Regions from separate parts of the Homo sapiens genome. Here region 2 is linked to region 1. Evidence: chromatin contacts called from ENCODE Hi-C or POLR2A ChIA-PET data. All regions are on one chromosome and are shown on one strand. Each heading gives the region's core, a stretch centred on a gene start or an enhancer-like site at or near the end of the contact. The rest is flanking DNA. Distances are from core to core; before and after follow the strand shown. Region 1 overlaps NR2F2-AS1 (NR2F2 antisense RNA 1). Region 2 overlaps NR2F2-AS1 (NR2F2 antisense RNA 1).

Region 1 (3,597 bases), core at 621-3,120:
GAGATCTTAGCCCACATGGTTATTAGCCCTGCCTCTTTGCCCCTGCCTCGGTTTTCTTCCTTGGTTCCTCCATTCTCCATTTCTCACTGTTGTCTCTCTCTTCCTGTCACCCCACGGTGGTGCAAGCTGGTGCTCCCTGCACATCCAGTAAAATGTCAGGGGAAAAGTTCAGCCGTTGCAGCCTCCCGAGGGGCTGCTCTCCTTGGGCTGCTGCTGGCTGTGTGGCTCCTCCTTCCTCCCCTGGATTCTTTCCTGGCATCCTCCCGTGTTTTCACTGTCTTTCTGATTAGAGAGTATGTCAGTGGGGCAGGATAATTTACTGATATATTAATTTGTGTTTTTATCTCAGCGTTTGCCCTCTGCTCTACAAAGGAAGTCAGGCCTCTCTGTGCCCCTGCCTCGAGGGAGGTTTGTTTTAAAAGTCCAAAGCCAAGACACCTGGCTTTTGTTTCCCCAAAGCTCAAGCTGTGGGAGGAGATAATGCCAGCAGGGAGGAAGAGGGGAGAAGCTCGAGGCCTTTGAGAGGAGGGAGAGAGAGAGGCAGGGAGACAGAGAGAGATTTTGATAGATGGAAAGGGGGCGAAGGCCAGAGAAGCAGGCCACTTACAGACAAGCCACAATCCATGGCAGCCCCTGCAGAAGCGGCTGCCTCTCAGAGAGGATGAGCGTGGACCACTGGCCCCTAATCCCAGGCTGACAGATGCAGCAAATGCGCCACCCAAAGTTCCCAGCACCCAACACGCTTGTGGGCAGCACAGCCACAAGAGGGAAGCTCAGGTAGGTGGGGACAGTGGCAAGCAGAAGAGAGAAGAGACAGGGACAGCTAGAACCGTAAATCAGAACATCTAATGTTTGCTGCCCACTCAGAACGTGCTAAGCACCATTCTAGGATCTTGGCAAATATTAGAATGGTCACTCCTGAAGACAACCCTCCATCCCCACATTCACAGCAGAGGAAACAGAGGAACACAGAAGTAAATTTTCCAAGATCACACAACTGGGACATGGTAAAACCAGATACATAGAAATATTGAGAGACCACCAATTTATTGCAAAATGCTAAGAACGAAATACTGCATAGGCCAAAAAATAATACAGAAACTGAAAACACAAACCCCTCTGAGTGCCACTGGAAGAAAACTGCAGCAAGGCCTGGACTCTTTCTAGGCTTCACTAGCTCTGTAAGTGCTATTCCATTGTATTTTGATCATGGAAGTATTATCTTTCTTCAGATAAATCAGAGGTGTGTATGTTCAGAGCATAAGGAATAGCCTGGGATTTCCCAGTTCCCCTTTCAGTTATCTGGCTTCCTAATTTACCCTGTGAACACTACCTGACCTTGCTACATCTTATTTACCTTTCTCATCTGTAAAATGGGTGTAGGGAATCACCTAGGCTAGCATTTATGATCACTGAGTACCTGTTCCATAATTAGGAGCTGTTATTATCATTGGCATCCCCATGTCCAGTCCTGCTTAGTCTTAGAGCCTACCCAGCACCTAGGCTGCCTTTACTATCTCTGCAGGTCAGACACAGTGCTGGGTGCTGAGTCCTGTCTCTCAATGCCTCCCCCGTCTAGTTGGAGGAGAGAACCATGAGCAGATCTTTAGTGTAATATGATAAGTGCTACAGACAGAATAATCCCAGTATCCCACAGGGGCCCAGGATGAGGCCCCTAGCCATACTGCAGGCTGGGAATGAGGGCAGATTTCCTGCAGAAGTTAACGGCCTGAGTCTTCACAAACAACGGTAACCTCCGCTGCCTCACAGTGGGGAGTGGGCCAGAGCCTCCCCACTCCCTCTTCCAGCCCTCAAAAATGGCTCTTGAGCCTGAACACACTCCTAACACCGCCCCAGCAGCTAATTTGAGAGTTCTGAGCTACGCCTAACTTGCATCATTCTGGGCCACAGACCAAGCCAGCAGCGAAGAAGCCAAGAGCGTTCAGGGCTGCCGACGCATTCCATAAACCCAAATTTCCAGTGTTGCCTTGAGTAAGATGTATACAGGAAATTTTCCATGTGTCAATTAAGCTCATTGAGCATGTGACATAAAAAGGAAATGTAATGTGGGATTCTGATTGGCAAAGTTCAAAAGCCTGTGATTTTGATACCCAGATATAGATCTGCAAGCTATTAAGAGTACTTGACTTGCAACATCCAGAGGTTGTGAAGAAACGCCTGGCACATCAGAGGAAAAAAATGCAGCGCTGAATAGCAGTCTTGGGAAAATACTTACTTCCCAGAGTAAAATGTACACATTAAATGAGTTCAAGAAGCAACTCAACTGTTCTACTTCTCTATCATTTCAAAATCCCCTAACAGATGTTCAGTTTTCAAAGAAAATAATGTTGCATTTTGACCGTTTTCCCCTCTAGATGCCCTAGACGGATGTGAGGTTGTCATACTAACCTTGACTTTGAATTGCTTTTCAGTTCATGTCATTGTAAACTTAGCATAAAACCCCGTGCTTCCCTGGAAAGTATGTATCTTGTTGCTAGCACAATGATTGAGTCCACTTGTCTATTCCAGGACACGAGAGGATCTAACTAAGTCAGAACACCCCACGTCTAGCCCATATATCTATTTATTACCGAATTCACCGGGAAAGACAAGCTGAGTTATCACTTAGCTGAAAAAACCTGAGAGGCATTTATGTGCATGAAGTACAGCATAGACAGAACCATCAAGGCAGGCTTGAAGGAAACACATTACACACTCAGCCTACACAAATCGCCTCACCGATGCCACTGGAGCCGAATGAATGGTGCAGGCGACAAGAGCGGCCCTAGGATGCTTATCTTCTCCCCAGCCCCCATCCCAACCCTCAACGATTACGAATACAATCGTTTGTGACAGATTGCTCCCCAGTCTTCCGCCTTAAATTCTATATGATAAATTCAACATGAAGTGACAGTCACAGCAAGTGTTCAGAGCTCTATCTAAAAAAACTAATTTTACTGAAGTTAGGACTCAATGAACAAGAAAATGTGAAGGTACACCTAAGGCGGATCTCAAAACTTTAATCTCTATGAATTCCATCATGGTTATTTACAGCTGGGATGATATTAATATTTTAAAATATTTCGCTAAAGAAGCACTATGAGACTTTAAAGTTGTATTGTTATGCAAAGGTGGATAATATCTCAATGGGTCCTCCCCAGTGCTGGTATGTTAATGGGGCAAGAGAAAGAGAACAGCTGCTTTTGTTACCCAAGCAGCAGACATAACAACACTGTCCTGTGGTTAATTTCTAGGAAAACGCTCTTCTTCCTTTTTTATTATTTGGGGGTGAAAAAATGTCTTGGGCTACTATTGTCTGTTTAAATTAGGCAAATGCAATTAAGAAGAGTCAAATGTACACAGGCTCCAATGATGGGTAAAATTAAGGTCACCAGTTGCAGCCCTAATCCAGCTGCATTGCTTAATCTCAGCTTTAGCCATTACCATTGTGTGGAATGGAAATGTCTTCCTCGTGTTGGGGTTAATGTGGACTGACTGGGTAGCTGGAGATCAATCCTGCAGGCCTGCTTGAATGTGCAAGTGCTTAACACTGACATTTTGAAAAAGTAAAATTGGGTTTCATTCCCCAGGATTAGG
Region 2 (3,597 bases), core at 346-2,845, 100 kb after region 1:
GAGTGTTCATCTTGTATCCCACTTGGTACCCATTCTTCTATCACCTCACTCACCTGGTGAATGGGTACTTATTTTATTACTTTTCACAGAATACTTAATTGACTTTGATAGCTTCAACGAGATTGGAGATTGGAAGCTCCTGGAGATGAGAGGCTGGGAGTAGCTGACACCATGATTGGACACTTCAGCAGTTTTAAAACATGTCCATGAGTTCTTTAACACTCCCCACATCCAGAGGAGGTATCTAAATGCCCTGCCCTTGAATCTGAGCTGATCTTAGTGATTGGTGGACAATAGAAAAGGTCACTTGGTAGGTCAAAAAGGATAATTTGGGCCGGGTGCAGTGTCTCACACCTGTAATGACAGCACTTTGGGAGGCCGAGGCGGGCAGATCACTTGAGGTCAGGAGTTCGAGACCAGACTGGGCAACATGTTGAAACCGCTTCTCTACTAAAAACACAAAAATTAGCCAGGCGTGGTGGCGGGCGCCTGTAATCCCAGCTACTCTGGAGGCTGAGGCAAGAGAATCGCTTGAACCCGGGAGGTGGAGGTTGCAGTGAGCTGAGATCACGCCACTGCACTCCAGCCTGGGCGACAGAGTGAGACTCCATCTCAAGAAAAAAAATAAAATAAAATAAAGAATCATTCAGCCTCAACCTTACTCTCTTGGGACACTCATCTTTGGAGTCCTGAGTGGCCATGTGAGAAGTGCAAGGATGAGATGCCGTGAGGAAGTTCAGATTACATGGAGTGACCCCATGCAGGGGTTCCAGTTGACAGCCCCAGCTGAGGTCGCAGCCATGGCCAACATCAACCAGCAGACATGAGAGTGAGGCAGCCTCAGTGATGACTCCAGCCTTGGCCTCCGCCAGACCTCATCTTTATCCTCAAGAAAGACTGTGTGGGAACCACCCAGCTGATCCCAGTCAACACTCAAAACAATGACAGATCATCATAACTTGATTTTTGTGATTTTAAGTTAATAAATTTCAGGGCGATTTGTCATGCAGAAATAGATAACTGGATTAGATATAGTTGGTTCTCAATACGTTTCTATTAAATTTCATCCAATAGCAGATAAGAGACGGCAACATTGTCTCTTGATCTTTTTCTCCCTTTTTGTCTAACTCCTTGCTCTTTTGTTCCTTGGTCAGTCTCTCCTTATATCCTTTCTCTCTCTCTCTCTCTCTCTCTCTCACTTTTTCTCTCTCTCTCTCTCTGCAAATTCAGAATTCTCCCCTTCTTTTGCGGCCATGGAAGCTGGAGAAAACAGATCTTCCATCCAGATAGCCAGGGCTCTCTCTCTATCTATAAAAGGCCTCTGTTTTCTCTCTTTTGGCATAAAGAAACTCAATTCCTTTGTTTTTAACTGCTCCCATTTCTCTGTTCTGTACTGACTTGATTCCTCCTTCCTGAATGATCTTTGAGTCTTCTGTGTACTTTTTAGGTTGTAAAACAAAGAACAAGACACCCTACCCCAGCGATGATCTTGGCTATAACATTACCCTCATCTGGAAAGCGCTGTTATTTTTGGCCACCTTCGGATCTTCGTGTAGCTGTTCCACCCCTCTGCTGCAGGAGCTCCGACTCACTTCCCCAGGCAGTCCAGGGGGTCTGTAGACAGCAGCTGCATGAGGAGCTTGAGTGGGAAGACAGCAAGCCGGGTGGTCAGAAGAATCTCTGTGAGGATGCGGCTTCAAATGAAGCAGTGTGGGCGGGAATGCATGAACCCTGTGGCCTGGAGGCTGCCTGGCTCGCCTTACCCAGAGAAGGAGTGACTCATAGAATGGTCGCTGAGCAGCTGATCAAGTATGGAGGCTGAGGGAGACCCAGAAACTGGACCGGAAATCTTCCCCCACCCCCAATGTGAAAGGACGTCTGTTCCATCTGCGTTGCCCCTCAGAGGTGGCCTGACCACTGCCTGAGAGTGTCACCCTGGGGCAAGCCTAGGTGGGCACGCGTCGACCGCTTCACACCCTTGCTCAAACACACAGCATCGTGCATGAGCACAGAGCTGCTTGACAGAAAGAGGAAGAAGCCAGCCCCCAGGAATGGCAAACACGTTGCGAAAAGGACCGCGTGCAGGGTTGGCCGGGTGCACTGGCAGCAGCCAGGCAATATCATCTCAGGTCAAGGAGAAAGCCCCATGGCCAAAAATAGCCGCGCTGCCCAGTTGCCACAGTGTCTAAAATTACACCATTGGAGATTTATTCCTTTGCGCACCTCACCTTTGCTGGGGGCGGGTCCGGGGAGGACCCACGAAATGTCTTCACATTAAGGTGCAAAAGGCCTGGCAGCTCCACAGAGTTATTTGGGGGCGGGAAAGGAGGGAGGTGTTGAAAGGGCAGGAACAAGGAGAGGAAGTGCTGGGAAGGGACAGCGCTGGGCAGCTTCTCCTATTTCAGAGTTTCACCCTGAAGGAGCCTAGCTGGCAGCTACATCATAAAACTGAGGCCTAAGCAATTTGCCAGTAAATTTGAACCATGCATGTAAACAATTCTAATAATTTATTCCTTGAAATGTTTCCTATCATATATTATTATGCAGAGCTGCACATGCTCTATTTCAAATTGCCTAAACGAAAAAAAAAACGTACATTAAGGGACAATTAAAAAGAATAACAAGAGGCAACATGAGGAAACAGTGTATGCATATGCCAGTCAGGCTGGAACACAGAGGGAAGCCGAAGGCAGCCAGGCAGCCCGTTGCAACCAAAGGCTTGATTTCTGGGGCAAGATTCCCTCGGAAATTCAGGCAAGGACTGTCTTTATACGTAGAAGTTTCGGTAACTTGACCCCAGCAGATTAAGCAGTAAACAAAATAAAAGCAGACAATCACTATTCGAAAGCCACATCCAGTCCGCTGCATCAATACACAACAGCTCCACTGTAAAAGTTCCTAAGACATAGATAAGAATTTCAGAAAGGTATGTCCACCCTGCTTGAGCCACCTCCGGGACAGAAAGCTAAGTCCCATGGATGCCCTGGTGGGCTTTAGGCAGGGGCAGGGATAAACTAGGGAATGGAAGGAAGCAGAACATGAGGAAGGGAACGAGGGAAAAATGAAAGAGCAGAGCCTGACACTGGGAACAGCTGGTTCCCTCAAGAATAACCACACCTCTACACCATTTGGCAGTTTAAAAAGAACTTCCACGTTAACTTTGCCTTCAAACCTCCAACTCCCATGAAGGAAGAAAGTTTACTCTCATTTTTATAAAGGAGGGTTCTGTGGATGAGAGCAATTAGGTAACTTGCCCAAGGACACACAGCTGGTAAGCTGGGGACCATGGTCAGGTCTTGAAACCCAGTCTAACTAACTACAGCCCCTGCTTTGTTTATTCCCACAGTGTTGGGAGTTACAGAACACGGGGATTCAAGAAATGATCCCCCTGAATCCACTGAGTAAATTCCTGGTGATTTTAGTAACTAAGGCTTTCCTTCTCAACCTTAATTCATTTATGCACTCAACAAATAATGATTGAGCCTCAACAACTACTGGGCATTGTTTCGGAGCTGGAGTTCACCTTCATGGAGATTTCACATAAGGGGCTCCTTGACAGCTGATGGCAACTGTCCTCTTTTCAGAGAGCCACTCCCT

Evidence for each region. A loop is a pair of places that touch in the nucleus more often than their neighbours do. ChIA-PET counts read pairs that join two places held with the same protein, here RNA polymerase II (POLR2A).
Region 2: a map of right cardiac atrium shows a loop between it and region 1 (3-fold over the local background). The contact joins two enhancer-like sites. A Hi-C loop is called at or near these places in 4 of 168 maps with a recorded cell type or tissue (PC-9, Right ventricle myocardium superior, heart left ventricle and 1 more). POLR2A ChIA-PET finds 5 or more read pairs at or near these places in 3 of 52 experiments (Caco-2, HepG2 and naive thymus-derived CD4-positive, alpha-beta T cell).

Annotation. Positions count from the first base shown.
Region 1 is chr15:96,180,066-96,183,662 of GRCh38, forward strand. All of the region lies in intron 3 of NR2F2-AS1 (NR2F2 antisense RNA 1), which reads right to left. All of the region lies in intron 1 of LOC112268156 (a long non-coding RNA gene), which reads left to right. Among named protein-coding and RNA genes, the nearest start is that of NR2F2-AS1, 150 kb to the right of the region's middle. RefSeq lists enhancers at 176-676, 2,983-3,484. Within about 2 kb of position 1,871, at least 9 of the 41 ENCODE cell types and tissues checked have a DNase peak (open chromatin) inside an H3K27ac peak, as active enhancers do.
Region 2 is chr15:96,283,821-96,287,417 of GRCh38, forward strand. All of the region lies in intron 2 of NR2F2-AS1 (NR2F2 antisense RNA 1), which reads right to left. Among named protein-coding and RNA genes, the nearest start is that of NR2F2-AS1, 41 kb to the right of the region's middle. Within about 2 kb of position 1,596, at least 8 of the 41 ENCODE cell types and tissues checked have a DNase peak (open chromatin) inside an H3K27ac peak, as active enhancers do.